2 separate regions of the Homo sapiens genome follow, and region 1 is linked to region 2. Evidence: chromatin loops called from intact Hi-C (ENCODE). Cell type or tissue: tibial artery. All regions are shown on one strand. Links, peaks and the distances in the headings refer to the core of each region. The heading gives the core; the rest is flanking DNA. Region 1 overlaps FCHSD2 (FCH and double SH3 domains 2). Region 2 overlaps FCHSD2 (FCH and double SH3 domains 2).

Region 1 (8,852 bases), core at 3,423-5,922, 60 kb after region 2:
AAATGCAAGTATGTGCTCACTTCAGCATCACATATACTAAAATTGAAATGATGCAGAGAAGATTAGCATGGCCCCTATGCAAGGATGACACACAAATTCGTGAAGCATTCCATACTTTTATTAAAAAAAAAAAAAAGCAAGTATTCCATTGTTAGGAGACCCTGATTCCTTTCTTTTGTTCATGTTCTCTGTCTCTCTGCCTCTGTCTCTCTCTCTCTCTTCTTCCCTCCCCCCAACCCTCTCTTTCCCTTCTTCACTATCTCCCCTCCCTTTCCCCTTCTCTTGCCCTGCTTCAAGTGAAAAATTAGCATCTGTGCCAGGGAAGAATTGCTAGTGAATATCAAGATTGTTGTAATTAATCGATTAGGAAGAACTTAATTAATTTGAGGGAAAAAAGCCTTGATTTCCTTTTTTTGATAGGGATATAAACAAGAAGTTTATAATAAATGGTAACTTGGCTGGGTGAGGTGGCTCATGCCTGTAATCCCAGCACTTTGGGAGGCTGAAGCAGGTGGATCACCTGAGGTCAGGAGTTCGACACCAGCCTGGCCAACTTGGCAAAACCCCGCCTCTACTAAAAATACAAAAATTAGCCGGGTGTGGTGGTACACACCTGTAATCCCAGCTACTTGGGAGGCTGAGGCAGGAGAATTGCTTGAACCCAGGAGGTGAAGGTTGCAGTGAGCCAAGATCATACCACTGCACTCCAGCCTGGGTGACAGAGTGAGACTCCATCTCAAAAAAATAAAAAATTTAAAAAAAAAAGGTAACTTAAAAAGTAAAAGCTAAGCTGCATTGCCACCAAGAATACAGTTGTGCAAAAATATGTCTGCATGTGGACAAAGCCTTGAGAATATTTGCCATGTAAGACTGATAGGATCATGTATGATTTTTTTTCCTTTTAAGTAATTTCCTTTCATGACGGTTATATAGTTTCTTGGTTTGTTTGTTTGTTTGTTTGTTTGTTTGTTTTTAACAGAGTCTTGCTCTGTCACCCAGGCGGGAGTGTAGTGGTGCGATCTCCCCTCACTGCAACTTCCCCTTCCTGGGTTCAAGTGATCCTCCCACCTTAGGCTCCCAAGTAGCTGGGACTACAGGCCCATGATACCATGCCTAGCTAATTTTTTTTTCAACTTTTAAGTTCCCGGATACGTGTGCAGGATGTGCGGGTTTGTTATTAGGGTGGTGCAAAAGTAATCCTGGTATGTGTGCCATGGTGGTTTGCTGCACAGATCAACCCATCACCTAGCTATTAAGCCCAGCTCCATTAGCTATTCTTTTTAATGCTCTCCTTCCCCACCCATCGCCCTCTGACAGGCCCCAGTGTGTGTTGTTCTCCCCCACTCATGTGTCCGTATGTTCTCATTGTTCAGCTCCCACTTACAAGTGAGAACATGGAGTGTTTGGTTTTCTGTTCCTGCCTTAGTTTGCTGAGGATAATGGCTTGCAGCTGCATTCATGTCCCTGCAAAGGATATGATCTCTGTCCTTTTTATGGCTGCATAGTATTCCATGGTGTATATGTACCACATTTTCTTTATCCAGTCGATCATTGATGGGCATTTGGGTTGATTCCTTATCTTTGCTATTGTGAATAATAAAAGCCTTGATTTCCGACCATTTTCTTGGTTCTCTAGATAATTAAATTGAAAGCTGAAGCCCGGTTGGACCTGCTAAAGCAGATTGGTGTTTCTGTGGACACATGGCTAAAGAGTGCCATGAACCAAGTAATGGAAGAACTGGAAAATGAGCGATGGGCCCGCCCTCCTGCAGTGACCAGTAATGGCACTTTACACTCGGTACGATTTCTTTTCTTGGATATGACAAGTTGATTTTCACTGAAGCATGCTTTGACTCTGTAGTCAAACTTAATAATAGCCAAAATTTTTTAAAAAGATAATAGTTTGCTAGTGATTTAGGTTTTATTCTTCAGCCTATCACTAATTGATTTAAAATTATTGCGGGAAGTGAAAGAGAGGAAAAAATGAGTGTTTTTTTTAATGTATGATGAAGAATATGTTATCACTATTTGGGTTATCGATGCCTATCTACCAAACTCATCCCATTCATAGAGTAAATATGCTTCGTGTCTGGAAGTAATAGAATAGAAAACAATCTAGTGTCTCTGAAGTTCTCAGAGGTCTTCTTTAGTGAAAATGAAAATAAACATCCAGAGATTTGCACAAAATCTTAAGTGAAAGGAATGTTCTTCTTAGTACGTGGGCTTAGTCTGAAGGTGACTTCAATTCTTGACAGCTTTCATATTCTCCTCACATAGAGAGAGTGTAGGTGAGTTTTACAGACAAGGCCAGGACACAGCTTAAGTCTCCTTACTTCAAGTCCAGGGCTTTTTCTACTCTGATGTCATCTGGTTCAACCTTAGTTTTTCATGTTGGAGATCTAAGTACCAGAAAAATTCGGTTGATTTGCCTGATATTACATAGCTGGATATGTGATGCCTTGCTAGTCAGACTAATGTAATTCCTACTGTCACCTCCCCACCCATTACTCTCTGTCATCCTGTTTATTTCCTCAATGGTATTTATTACAGTTTGAACTTGCCTTCTTTATTTGTTTTCTTTTGTTTATTGTTGTCTTCCTCTCTAGAATGTAATTGCCATATCTTCCTGGTTCTCTGCTCTGCACAGCAAAGTGCCTGACACATAGTTGGTACTTAAATATTTTTGAAGGAAGGAGTGAATGGTTGGATGGGTGAGTGGCTAGTTGGAATAGTGGCAAACTAAAAGCTAAAACTCTAACCTCCCAACTTCCCACTGTCTTCATAGTGCCTCTTTAAATGCTTGTGCTCTTCAGATATCAGGCAGGCTTGCTAGCGAAACTGACGAAAATTTTTCAACATTCTTGGAAGTTTTGTCAATTTTTTCACATAGCATTCTAATTTTCTAATGAGAATACACTTGCACATTTAAAAAGGGTTGTGTGTGGGTCTACATTTTAAGGAAAAACAATCTATTGAAGCTTTATTTTCATTTAACTATTAATGTTAATCCAGCTAGAGGGAAAAAGAAACATCACCCACTTGACTTTGGGGTTGTAAGCACTTCCCCAGTTGTTATTAGAACAGAGTTGCTCTGGCCGTGCATGGTGATTCACACCTGTAATCCCAGCACTTTGGGAGGCCAAGGCAGATGGATCACCTGAGGTCAGGAGTTCGAGACCAGCCTGGCCAACATGGTGAAACGCTGTCTCTACTAAAAATACAAAAATTAGCCAGGCATGGTGGCAGACGCCCATAATCCCAGCTACTCAGGAGACTGAGACAGAAGAATCGCTTGAACCCGGGAGGCAGAGGTTGCAGGGAGCCAAAATCATGCCATTGCACTCCAGCCTGGGTGACAAGAGTGAAACTCTGTCTCAAAAAACAAAAAAAACAAAACAAAACAAAAAACAGAACAGAGTTGCTCCATCTCATGGAATATCTCCTACTATTGCACTTTCTAAAAGTCATAATGCTCATCTACTTCAGACTGTTGTAGAGTTTTTGATGACAGCAAATTCCAGGCCCACTTGATTTGGGCTTCTACAGCAGGACTGTTTCCAACCAATCAAACCCATGATTTTCCTTCAGCTAGCACCTTTTCTAACCAAATCAATTGAGGGGCCATATACCATCTGACTTTGAACTGAGCAGGCACATACCATCTAACTTTGTACTTACTTCCTGGGCAAACTGAAGATGAACAAAACTTGGTCTCCCTCCTCATAGAATTTACAAGCTAGGAGACCAGACAGATCTTCATAGATCTTAATGATACATGGCAGTGTATGACTGGACTACTGTGTAGCACACTTGAGATTGCTTACTTCTAACTCATCTGCACACCTTGGAAAAAGTCACTTCTCTTGGGTTTCTGAAAGAAAGATTAAAAGACTCTGAGATTCCCACTCCCCACCCCCACCAACTCCAGAATCTCATGATTCTTTGAAATACTATCAGAAAAGCTCAATATCAGCTAGAAGAATAGGGAAGAAAGTGTGCCCCATGGAGGATATGTCATTTGAGATAGTCTTTGAAGAATTTTAACAGGAGATAAAGAAGAAGGGCTGTTCTCGTTGTGAAGGAAGGGAATGAAGGAGCTGTGCCTAGTACAGTAGTAGTAAGCATTGAATAAATGAGTATTTTTGAGACCTGTCCAGAGAAATCACTCCTCTAGAGACATACATATCCTCTGTGAAGGGAGCATTTTGCAATTCCATCCGACGTTTTTCTTCCCCCTCATCACTCTTATGGAGCCTGCATCTTTCAACTGAGAGATTACATTTTGTGGAAGATCTAATAATATAAATAAAGGAGAGACATAGGCACAAAATAGCTTAATGAGGACCTATATTTATTTAATCTGCTTTTAAGTAACAGCACTGAAATTATTTAGAGGGGGTTGTATCTCTTCATACTGACAGCTAGCTGGCTGAGGAACATGAAGCAGAAATGCACATTCTAGAGGCTAAATTATTTCTTCCATTACAGCTGCCAACAAAAGCATTCGTCATCTGGAAAACATGATTAATACTACTGTTAGACATTAATAGTGCAACTGAAAAGTGCCTTGTGGAAGATAAATGTTTTAAAAAGACACAGACTACTCCCTTATAGAATAAGGAAGGAACTATACTTACTTGGGTATTAACTCTGCCTTCTGTATCATGCTATAGTACAGAATGTAAGATTGGAAAAAAGGAATCCCAGAGTATAGCAACGTTGTTTTTAAAGGAGAACAGTCCACTGACACAGTTACTCAGTTGCAGGTGTCTGGAGCCTGCATGCAGCTTCCCCTGTTAGATTGCTGCCAGCAACCCCATCAGCCTGTGTCACTCAGCCTCCCTTCTCTTATCATCCTGCTTCTCTTATTCAAAAGCCATACCAAGATGACAACCTGACTTTTGATATTATATTAATTCTGCAATAGAAGAAGTTATATAAGCAGATTACCAAAAAATTGGAAAATACAATACAGAAGAAAATGATTAATAGCTCCATCCTTATAATAGCACAGCTAGCAATTTGGTGTATTTCCTTACTCTTATTTATTTATTTTTTAATTGACAAACAATTGTATATATTTATGGTGTACAACATAATGTGTATTTTTGTTTGTTTGGAGATGGTCTCCCTCTATCGCCCAGGCTGGAGTGCAGTGGTGCTGTTGATGGCTCACTGCAGTCTCAACCTTTGGGGCTCAATGGATCCTCCTGCCTCAGCCTCCTGAGTAGCTGGGACTACAGGCTCATGCCCCCATGCCCAGCTAATTTTTGTATTTTTCACCATGTTGCCCAGGCTAGTCTCAAACTCCTAGGATCAAGCAGTCCGCCCACGTTGGCCTCCCAAAGTGCTGGGATTACAGGCATGAGCCACCACACCCAGTCCATATTTTTATTTTTTCTAATCTTTTATTTATGAGCCACTATGCCCACCCTGTTCTTTTATTGCTTACATTTTCAAACTATAGCCCACAATGTTAACATCACTTCCCCGTTTTCAGCCACTTTCCCCAACTAATGTGCAAGGGCAAACTGCCAGTCTACTCTGTTGTACAGCCTCACTTAGAGTATGAACATCTGCAGAGTTGCATATAAATAAATTCTGACTTTGGTTGTTGTGAGAACCATGCTTAATAATGATGTTGGAGATAAGGGTAAGATAAGGAGTTTCTAAAACTGCTAAGATCATATGCTTTGGCTGGGTCATATAATAGGTATATATTTAACATTTTAAGAAACTGACAAACTGTTTTCCAAAGTGGTTATACCATTTTACAATTACATCAACGGGGTACTAGTGTTTCAGTTGTTCCACAACCTTATCAGTACTTACTATAGTCAGTCTTTTTAACTTTAGACATTCTAATAGGTGTGATGTTGTAAATCATTGTCATTTTAATTTCCATTTCTCTGATAATGTTGATCATCTTTTCATATGTTTATTTGCATCTGTATATTTTCTTTGGTGAAGTGTCTGTTCAAATCTTTGTTTAATTTTTATTGGGTTTGTTTTATTTTTATTGCATTTTAAGAGTTTATACTCTGAATACAAATCCTTTATCAGATATTTGATTTATGCAATTTTCTTCTAGTCTGTGGCTTATTTTTTTATTTCCTTAATACCTTTCAAAGAGCACAAATTTTTAATTTTAATGAAGTCCAACCTACCAATTTTTCTTTTATGGATCATATTTTTGGTGTGGTAGCTAAGAAATCTTTGCCTAAAACCAAGGTCATAAAGATTTTCTCCTAGGTTTTCTTCTGGAAGTTTTATAGTTTTAGGTTTTACATTTAAATCTGTAATTCAGCATGAGCTTATCTTTTATTATGGTAAACAGAATAAGTCAGAGTTCTTTGTCCCTTTTTTGAACTTTTTTTTTTAACTGTCCTTTCGCCACTGAATTGCCTTTGCATCATTGTCAAAAATCAGTTATTCAGGCCTGCCACAGTGGCTTATGCCTGTAATCCCAACACATTGGGCTGAGTGGGAGGATCACTTCTGGCCAGGAGTTTGAGACCAGCCTGAGCAACATAGTAGACCCTGTCTCTAAAAAAAGAAAAAAAAAAATTTCAACTAGCCAGGCATTGTGGTACATTCCTGCGGTCCTAGCTACTCAGGAGGCTAAAGCAAGAAGGTATCTTGAACCCAGAAGTTCAAGGTTACAGCGAACTATGATTGTGCTACTGCACTCCAACCTGGGAAACAGAGCAAGTCTCTTTAAAAAAAAAATTAATCATATATGTATGGGTCTGTTTCTTGACATTTTGTTCTGTTCTATTGATCTGTTTGTCCAGCTTGATGCCGGTATTGCACTGACTTAATTACTGTAATTTTATAATAAGTCATGACTTCAGGTAGTGTAAGTCCTCCAACTTTCTTCTTTATCAAAGTTGTTTTGGGTATTCTAGGTCCTTTGCATGTCCATATGAATTTAAAATTGGTTTTCTACCCCAAAAAGCCTATCAGGATTTTTATTAGGATTATGATGACTGCATAGATCAACTGGAAGATAACATTGCCATGTTAACAATATTCAGTTTTCCAATCCATGAACATAATATACTTCTCCATTTATTTAGGACTTTAATTTCTCTCAGCAATGTTTTGTAGTTTTCAGTAGATAGATCTTGCATATCCTTTGTCAGACTTACCCCTATTTCATAATTTTGGTGCTATTGTAAATGATTTTTTAAATTTCAGTTTCCAATTGTTCATTGCTGATCCATAAAAATACAGTTGATTGTTGTATATTGATCTTATATCCTGCAATCTTGCTAAACTCACTTATTAGTTCTAGTAGCTTTTTTGTAAATCCATAGGATTTTCTATATAACCGTGTCACCTGCAAATAAAGACAGTTTTACTTATTCCTTTCCTATTTGGATTCCTTTTTCCTTCTTACTATAAAATTGCTGAATAGAAGTGGTGAGAGTCAACAGAAATCCTTGCCTTGTTCTTGAACTTTTAGCAAGAATGCATTCAGTCTTTCACCATTAAGTATGAAGTTAGCAGTAGGGTTTTTGTAGATGCCCTTTATCATGTTAAAGAAGTTTCTTCTGTTTCTATTTTGTTTGCTAATAGAAATGGATGTTGGATCTTGTCAAATGGTTCTTTTTTAGTCTGCTAATATGGTGTAATTGCATTGATGATTATTCAGATATTAAACCAGCTTCACATTCCTGGTAAACCCCACTTGGGTAATGATATATTATCTTTTTTTTTTTTTTTTTTGAGACGGCGTTTCGCTTTTGTTGCCCAGGCTGGAGTGCAATGGCATGATCTCAGCTCACCGCAACCTCCACCTCCCAGGTTCAAGCGATTCTTCTGCTTCAGCCTCCCAAGTAGCTGGGATTATAGGCATATGCCACCATGCCTGGCTAATTTTATATTTTTTTAGTAGAGATAGGGTTTCTCTATGTCGGTCAGGTTGGTCTTGAACTCCCGACCTCAGTTGCTCCACCCGCCTCAGCCTCCCAGAGTGCTGGGATTACAGGCATGAGCCAGCGCGCCCGGCCTATCCTTTCTATATATTGATTGGAACTGGTTTGCTAGGACTCTGATAAGCATGCTTCCATCTCCATTCATTTCCTTGTAGTATTCTTGTCTGGTTTTGTTACAATGCTTGTCTCCAAATGATTTGAAAAGTATCCTCTCCTCTTCAAGTTTCTGGAAGCCTTGTGTAGAATTGTATGGAATTTCGTCTTCCTGAAATGTTTAGTGGAATTTACCAGGGCTGTTATCTGGTCCTGGAGTTTTTTTTTTTTTTTGGAAGTTTTTAAATAATAGACTCCATTTCTTTAGTAGATACAGGGTTATTAAGGTTATTCTTCTGAGTGAACTTTGGTAAGTTGTCTCTTTTAAGGAATTTGTCCATTCCATCTAAGTTGTCAGATTTATTGGCACAAAGTTGTTTATAATATTCCTTTATCCTTTGATTATCTGGAAAATTAGTAGAGATATCACCTCATTCCTGATATTGGTCATGTCTCCTCTCTTCTGATCATTCTGCTAGAGGTTTATTAATTATATGGATCTCTATGAAGAATCAGCTTTTGATTTTATTGATTTTTCCCTCGTTTTTCTCTTTTCTATTTTCTTGATTTCTACTCAGGATTTTATTATTTCTTTTCTTCTGTTCAATTTGGATTTAATTTTCTCCTTTCTAATTTGTAAGATAGAAACTGAGGTCATTGATTTGAGAGTTTTCTTCTTTTTGAATATTGGCATTAAGTGCTAAACATTTCCCTGTAAGTATTGCTTTAGGTCCATTGCACAAATTCTGGTATGTTGTGTCATCATTTTTATCCAGTTCAAAATATTTTCTAATTTACATTTTTTTTTTTTTCAAACAG
Region 2 (8,852 bases), core at 3,454-5,953:
TGCCTTCTAATCACAAACCATGTTGAGACAGTACTACCCAGAATTGCTTTGAACTTCATTTCTAGATGCCATCATTGGTTCAGACAATTGCAATTTAAGGCAGGGGGCTGGAGCAAATCATAGGGTTATCATCCACTTCCCGTGCTTTGAATTCCAACTGTTTCTTAATTTTTGTATCTCCTGCATTAACTCTATGCACACTAGCAATAATCCACCCAGGCCAGAAGGCCTCCAGCTATCTTACCCACCAGAAAATGAGTTCATGTGCAGGTTAATGAGTATCACAGCCTTGCAGAGGTGGTAATTAAAATTCAGGGAATTCTGGGTGTTGGATAGCTGAAAAAGATATTTTAAGATTAATCTCCATTGAAAGTGGCTTCTATTCCTCAGGGATCTAGAACTAGAAATACCATTTGACCTAGCCATCCCATTACTGGGTATATACCCAAAGGATTATAAATCATGCTGCTATAAAGACACACGCACACGTATGTTTATAGCGGCATTATTCACAATAGCAAAGACTTGGAACCAACCTAAATGTCCAACAATGATAGACTGGATTAAGAAAATGTGGCACATATACACCATGGAATACTATCCAGCCATAAAAAATGATGAGTTCATGTCCTTTGTAGGGACATGGATGAAGCTGGAAACCACCATTCTCAGCAAACTATCGCAAGGACAAAAAACCAAACACCGCATGTTCTCACTCATAGGTGGGAATTGAACAATGAGAACACATGGACACAGGAAGGGGAACATCACACATCGGGGACTGTTGTGGGGTGGGGGACGGGGGGAGGGATAGCATTAGGAGATATACCTAATGCTAAATGACGAGTTACTGGGTGCAGCACACCAACATGGCACATGTATACATATGTAACAAACCTGCACGTTGTGCACATGTACCCTAAAACTTAAAGTATAATAATAATAAAATAAAAAAAAGAAAGTGGCTTCTGATCACTTGGGCCTCCTCTCACCTACTTAAATAAGATTCAATCCATGATTGGCAATAATACCCATACAGCACATAGAAGAATATTGTGAAAACGCTAAGGAAGAGCTAGTTGAGTCAGTTTTGTAAAGCACTTGGAACTCAGTAAGCCGTTAGTAAATGTCAGTTGCCTGTGTTAACCATCATTATCATTTAAGTATTTAAGTGGAAGAGAAGGGGGGAAGGACATTCTAGGCCAAGAGAATAACTTATTTGGGAACATGAAAGTGAATGTCATTTTCCAAAATGACTCAGTATAGTTGGGAAGTAGAGTATAATGCAGAGAACAGTGATGAGAGATGGTGCTAATGAGAGAGAGTTATGTTGGGACCAGATTGTAAAGAATCTTCAATGCCTGCTAAAGAATTTCTACTTTGCAAAATATACAGTGGGAGCCATTGAAAAAAATTTTGTGGAATTTTTTTTCCCTAATATGTTATTCAGGTTTTCTTTATGCTTTTTTATGAAAAATTTCCAACATACACTGAAGGAAAAAAAAAAGGCAGTATAATGACCCCCACGTACTCATTATCCAGCTTTAACCATTATCAATATGTGGCCAATGCATTGATGATTTTAAAGCAAGGCAAGAAAGACTAACATTATACCACATCCTTTACCTTTATCCTTTATCTTCACTATGTCCTGTGGAGTATGTGGTACTCCCACTTTCCCTAATTATAAATGAGAAAATCATTAACATGATAAAGTAAGTAAAAGCTCTGGGATTCTAACCCACATCCAACTGATTTCAGAGCTCAAGGTCATTCCTGTCTTGCATCTAAAGTAGAGCGTGATTCCCCGTTGAAAACAGCTGCTGATCCATCTACAGTAACAGTACCTATTGGTGCTCTTGACCCTATTCAGGATGGTAGGCTTCTCTGCCTGCAGCCACTCTCCTTCCAGAGGGTCACCAGAATCTAAGTCCACATAAATGCTCAACCTAGTCAGCTAAAGTAACTGTGCAGTTCAGTAGTTTTCAAAGTATGGTCCCAGGCCAGTGGCAAGTTGTTAGAAAATGCAGACTCTTAGGGCCCATCTTCAGCCTGCTGAATCAGAGACTCTGGGTGGGGCCCAACAATTTGTGTTACTGTTTTTTTAATCAGACTTTATTGTTTAGAGCAGTTTTAGTTCCACAGCAAAATTGAACAGAAGGTACAGAGATTTCCCTTACACTCCCTTCCCCTACATACAATTCCTCCCACTATCAACATCCCCCATCAGAGTGGCACATTTGTTGCAATTGATGAACCTACACTGACACCATCATCATCACCCCAAATTCACAGTTTACATTAGGGCTCATTCTTTGTATTGTACATTCTCAGTTTAGACAAATGTATAATGATATGTATCCACCATTGTAGTATCATACAGAATGGCCTCACTGCCCTGAAACAATCTGTGCTTTTATAAGCTCTGAAGTGATTCTCAGGCATGCTTAAAGTTGAGAACATCTGGTTTAGTTAGACCTTAGAAAATGGAAGGCAGCTCGTATCTGAAGGATCTTCCTTACCCTTAAAGGCTTACAGGGTTTTTTGCCTACCCGGAAAAGAAGAGAGGGCAAGACTGAAATACATTTGTTTTGTGCTTGTGAATTGTTAAGATAGTAAAAACTAGGATTTATTACTATTAAGTAGGGATTTGCCTTTTTAAAAAGAGTGGTTCAAATCCCTGTTGGAAGTAAATCCTTTTCATATAAGTAGTTAGGTACTACTAGTGCACCAAGTCGCCATTTTTTTCACTCTTTTATGTTAAATAATGCACATCTGTATAATTCTGGCTGACATTCTTCCAACTTAAGTGAAGAAAGATGCTTCTACATCTAAATTCAAAACTATCAACAAAAGTTCAGTATTTCTAATCAAGCTCCTTTTGTTACGGGATCTCTGGGGTGCCAGTTTTTCTGGCTAGAAACCTCTGTGGCCATGGTGCCTTTGCCCAAGTTCTTGTCCTGTGTCCTGGAAGTATGCGGTAGGCAGACAAGTGAAGGGTAAAGAAGAATTTTATTTACTGTTAAAACAGCTCAGAGGAGTGAGTAGCTCCTCTCTGTAGGCATATCGTCCCTTGGAGTGTTCAGCTCTCAGCAGAGAGGAGGCCCTGGAGAGGGTGGCTTTTGTCCACAGGCAAGTCATTGGGATGTCTCTGCAGGTCTCTGAAGCTCCCCTCTCTGCTGGCAAGTTGTCTCTGCAGCTCTCAATGGAGAGAGTACTCCTCTCTGCAGCTGGCCATCCCATCGTCTCCAGCTATTAGCAGAGAGAATACTCCTCTCTGCAACTGGTCATGCCATCCTCTCTCTACCCTATTCCTCCTCTGGCCATCCTCTGCTCTGCTCTGTCTGAGCCCAGGGCTTTTATGGACCTCAGAATGGAGGAAGTGTGTGTGGATTGGTCTATGGGCAGCCATGGGAAGGCCCAGAAGAGGCACCACCAGTCCCCACTCTAGTCTGCTGGACTGGCAGTCCAGCCCCCAGTCTTCAGGCCCTCCCTGGCCTGAAGGTGGGGCCTTACTGGGAACCCACCCTCTTCTGCCCAGGACTCTGCCTCCCATTGCTATTCAGGGCCCTGGGGCTCAGCCCCAACCCCACTAATCTGAGTGGGCTCCAGGAGAAGAGAGAGGCCAAGCAGCGGGAACAGATATCCCCAAGCCAGCAGGGACAGGGGCAGGGGGCCCTTCCCGGCCCTCCCCCAGGAGCACAGGGAGGCTTGGATCCACAGCTGCAGATTGGTCAGCTGTAGCCAGTCCCAGGAGGGTGGGGCTCCTGCCTGCTCCGTAGACCAGGAGGCCAGGGTCTGTAGGTGCAGTTTGAGCGACTGCAGTGGTACCTGGGCAGCTCCCGTCCCAACTCAGAAGGGGCAGGGCTCTGTAGCCACTGGCTCCATGGAGTGTGCAACCCCAGCAATGCTTCCCTGCTCTAGCCGGCATGATGGCAGCAGCCACTGCCATCACTTTGGTAAGGCTTTGGCAGCCATTTCGATAATCGTGTCTACTGGTGGACCCTGGGATACGTGCGTCAGTTATTATCTCATGATGAGATAATATATGTTTTATTGCTGAAGTGAAATACACCGTGGCAACAAATTCCTTCTTGAATGTCTTTATGAAGTGTTTAGAAATTTATTTGTTTGTTTGTTTGTTTTAAAGATAGGGTCTCGCTCTGTTGCCCAGGCTGGGGTGCAGTGGCACGATCATAGATCACTGCAGATTCAAACTCCTGGGCTCAAACAGTCTTCCTGCCTCAGCCTCCCAAGTAGCTGAGATCATAGGCACAAGTCACTGTACCCAGCTGGAATTTTTAAAGTAGGATTTAAGAAGCTGAGTGAATGTATAATTCCTGATTTGTAATATACTTCTATCAAAATTAAAAGTACAATGCCTTTAGTAAGAAATATCTATAATCAGAAATGATCCTGATTATGGTAAGGTCAAAAACAGAAGTACCAGCAGAACTTTGATTTTCTTTTCTTCAACTTTTCTCCTCCCTCTCACTTGCACCCATACAGCTAGCACAGAGCCTAGGCACAGTGGGTACTGTTTATATTGTACTGAGATAATAGAAACTGTGTGGGTATATGGTTCACCTTAAAATCCATGCCTTATTTTTTTTTGAGCTCATGATGCCTGTATTACCATTTGCTGAACTCAAAATACTCCAATGGTTTCCTGCCAAAATGTAATCATGTTATGATTGTCCACCAAGACCATTTCTAAGGTAGAAACCTTACATCAGAAGATGTTATATGTTTCTTTTTCTAAACAAGTTCAGGAAAAGTATGTCCTGATACAGGAAATTTATTCAGACTTAACACCAGCAGTGTCTCTGGTTATGTTACATAATTACATGGAAATCATAGTAATAATATTTGCAGTGCCTAAATTTGAAGTGCTCAATGGTGTCATCTAGTGGTGTAAGCACTATAGAAGGTGCAGCTTTATTACTCAGTGCTTTTGGGACAGAATTTGTGTATTTAAAAAAAAAAAAAAAAAGTTTAATGGAACAGCCAAACATAAGATACAATGGAAGACTTCCATTGAGGATTCTTAGATATAGTACCAACACAGAAGCAACAAAAGAAAAATAGCTGGGTGGGGCGTGGTGGCTCATGTCTGTAATCCCAGCACTTTGGGAGGCCAAGGTGGGCGGATCACGAGATCAGGAGATCGAGACCATCCTGGCTAACACGGTGAAACCCCGTCTCTACTGAAAATACAAAAAAAAAAAAAAGCCGGGTGTGGTGGCGGGCACCTGTAGTCCCAGCTACTCGGGAGGCTGCGGCAGGAGAATGGCATGAACCCAGGAGGCAGAGCTTGCAGTGAGCCGAGATCATGCCACTGCACTCCAGCCTGGGCAATAGAGCAAGACTCTGTCTCAAAAAAAAGAAAGAAAAATAGCTAAATTAGACTGCATCAAAATTTAAAACTTGTAAGCCAGATGCAGTGGTGAGTGCCTGTGGTCCCAGCTATTTAGGAGGCTGAGACAGGCGGATTACTGGAACCCAGAAGTTTGAGTCCAGCCTGGGAAACATGACAAGACCTTATCACTTTTTTTAAAAAAGTAAAACTTTTGTACATCAAAAGAAACTTTCAAGAAAGTGAAAAGACAGCCCACAAAATGGGAGAAAATATTTGCAAATCATACATATTGTAAGAATCTAGTATCCAGAATATATAAAGGATTCTTACAACCCAACAACAAAAAGACAACTTTATTTATTTATTTATTTTCTGAGACTGAGTCTTGCTCTGTCACGCAGAGCTGTATTTCAATAGCACAAACTCGGCTTACTGCAACCTCCACCTCCTGGGTACAAGCAGTTCTCCTGCCTCAGCCTGCCAAGTAGCTGGGATTACAGGCAGACGCCACTACATCAGCTAATTTTTGTATTTTTAGTAGAGACGGGGTTTCACCATTTTGGCCAGGCTGGTCTCGAACTCCTGATCTCTTGATCCGCCCACCTCAGCCTCTCAAAGTGCTGGGATTACAGGCGTGACCCACCACACCCAACCTGACAACCTAATTTAAAAATGAGTTAAGGACTTGAGTAGGCTTTTCACCAAAGAAGATATACAAATGGCCAAATAAGCACATGAAAAGTTGCTCAACATAGTCATTAGAGAAATGCAAATCAAAACTACAAAGATATACCGTTCCTAATCACTAATATGGCTTTCATAATTTAAAAAAAAAATACCAAAATACAAAAGAATAAGTGTTGGCAAGGGTGTGGAGAATTTGAACCCTCATACATTGCTAGTAGAAAGGTAAAATGTTGCAGTCACTGGAAAACAGTTTGACAGTTCCTCAAAATTAAACATAGAGTTATCATATGACCGAGCAATTCCATTCCTGGGTATATTCCCAAGAGAAATGGAAACAGGTGCTCAAACAAAACCTTGTACACAAATGTTCATAGCAGCATTATTTATTTATTTTTTAACTTTGCAGCATTATTTATAATAGTCAAAAAATGGGGAAAAGGCAAATTTATATCACCTGATTAATAAACAAAATGTGGTACAACTGAATATTATTAAGCTGTAAAAAGGAATGAAGTACTGATAAATCAATGAGCCTTGAAAATATTATGCTGGGCAACAGAAGCCAGGCACCAAAAGTCATATATTATATGATTTGATTTATATGAAATATCCAGAGTAGGCAAATCCATAGAGGTAGAAAGCAGACTAGTGGTTGCCAGGGGCTGGGGGAAGGAAGGGATGGAGAATGACCACTTAACAGGTACAGTGTTTTTGGAGAAGTGGTGGAAATGTTCTGGAATTAGATAATGGAAATTGTTAAACAACTTTGTCAGTGTACTAAAAGCCACTGAGTTGTACACTTTAAAATTATTAAAATGGTGACTTATATTGGGTGAATTTTACCTCAATTTTTACCTCTACTGATTGGCAAGACTTCAGAACCTTGATTATTATTAATTATTATTATTATATTTTTCCATAGTTATTGCTAGTGTATATGTCATATGTATATTCTGTTTTTTTAACCTAAAATTATTTGATACATACTTGTCATCTATACAGTTTCCACGGTTTTTATTTTGGTGACAGTACACATCATAGCTTAATCATTCCTCAAATGTTCAGTGATTTTCTCTCCTTTTTTTTTATTTCAAAGATCCCTGTTACAAAATGTTTAAGGAAATAAGAATGTTTCCAACCCTTCATAGATATTACACTGGGTTTTCTTCCCCAAAGCAGTATCTCTGAGTCACTTTTCTTTTTTTAATATTTCTATTGTGTTTTTTCTGTCACTGCTGTTCAGTAAATATACATATACCAATGTATAATCCTACCAATAATGGATTGGGGGAAAACGGAGATTATTGTAGAGTGTCTACTCTTTTCCAGGCACTGCACCTGCATCCTTTCACGTTTATTATTTCACTTAACTCCTACACCTAAGCAGATGAGCAAAGATCAGAACCCACGCATTTTGTCTCTAAGTTGTGTCCTGTTTTCCCACAGCTTTACCAATATTGGATCTTACCTCTTTTAGTTCCTGTTTATTAGAGAGATTCAACATTTTCTCAAGTGATTGTTAACTGTTCATATTTACTTACAATCTGTATCTTTTGTCCATTTATTATTAATAATAAATTTTAAACTGAACATACCTACTTTTCTCATAGGCAGAAGATATCATATGTCAAGGCTTTACTGTAATTTTTTTTCTTTTATTTACTCCTCTATTACAGGCTCTTGATGGAAATGTGTATGATCATCTCAAGGATTATTTAATAGCCTTCAGCCGGACTGAGCTAGAAACATGCCAAGCTGTGCAGAACACATTCCAGTTTTTATTAGAAAACTCCAGCAAGGTAAGTTACCTTTAGTGCAACGTGTAGTGTTATCCAACTTAGAAGCTAAAGTATTTCTGCATACAAAGAAAATGAAGGTACTAGTGATATTAGAAGAATGCATTAACGAACAAATTTCCTGGTAACAGCATTCCTTCTAACAAAGTTGGAGGAGATTCTGTTCTCCTTGTTGATGAGTTGAAGATGGCACCAAGGGCAAAAAGAGAGGTGCTGATACAAGGTAGCTTAGAACATTGGCCCATTGCCATGTGCATTGCCTTTGAGAAGGGTTTAAACAGTTTTGTATTCTACTCAGAGTTTAAATGCACTCTGCTCACATGGGGGAAACAACAGGTCATGTGTCAGTACAAAGAGTACTAAAAGAGCACGAAGGGAAAAGGAGCGTTTTGTAATTGATATAAAAACAACAGTGTCTTGGGTTTTTTTCAAATTAAGCCCTACTATCTATATGCTGTCATTCTTTGACAGCAGTCGTTTCATTTAAAAGTGTTGAGATCCATCAGGTTTGCTGACATGTCACATTGTATGCAGAGAAAATAAATGCAATGACTTTTCTTCAAGATTTGATAGATTAAAATGTTTTGCAGTCGTGAAACTATCCTTTGGAAGATAAATTGTTCCTGTGGTTGGCAAATGTTTTTTATCTGATAAATTAAATTCACAATAAATGTTTCCTGACTAAAGGAATGCATTTTTTAAAAATACGCATTTCATAACTGCTACTTTAAAAGATCCAGTTCAATTTTTTTTTTTTGTCAGGGAGAGTGAGAACTGGCTAATACTTTTAGGAGAGGGATCAGGATATCCATTTTCACATGACAGTGTCCAAAGACAGGAAAGAAAAGCACAGACTCTTCATCCTGAATGCCTCTTGTATATATATTCTTGTTTTCACTGTACCAGAGCTCTCAATTCTGTGTTTATAAAAGTGTTAAAAATGCTAGGTTGATACGGAAATACAAAAATCACTAGCCTGGTGCTTTGAAGTCCTGTCATGTATCTGTTTT

What was found. A loop is a pair of places that touch in the nucleus more often than their neighbours do. Peaks named below come from ENCODE experiments on the same cell type or tissue, not always from the same donor. Only the 100,000 strongest peaks of a DNase experiment are listed, where the experiment ranks them.
Region 1: it touches region 2 in a loop (2.1-fold over the local background); 2 of 110 quality-filtered maps call a loop at or near these places.

What each region holds. Positions count from the first base shown.
Region 1 is chr11:72,860,811-72,869,662 of GRCh38, reverse strand. It overlaps FCHSD2 (FCH and double SH3 domains 2), which reads left to right. Exons shown (of 20, transcript NM_014824.3): 13 at 1,637-1,798. It also overlaps the pseudogene RNU6-672P. Among named protein-coding and RNA genes, the nearest start is that of ATG16L2, 51 kb to the right of the region's middle. In tibial artery, for the core only: no CTCF peak of the experiment used is centred there; no DNase peak of the experiment used is centred there; H3K27ac peaks cover 2,500 bases.
Region 2 is chr11:72,920,821-72,929,672 of GRCh38, reverse strand. It overlaps FCHSD2 (FCH and double SH3 domains 2), which reads left to right. Exons shown (of 20, transcript NM_014824.3): 9 at 7,723-7,845. Among named protein-coding and RNA genes, the nearest start is that of ATG16L2, 110 kb to the right of the region's middle. In tibial artery, for the core only: a CTCF peak has its summit at 4,920 (motif pointing left); a DNase peak (open chromatin) is centred at 3,922; H3K27ac peaks cover 948 bases.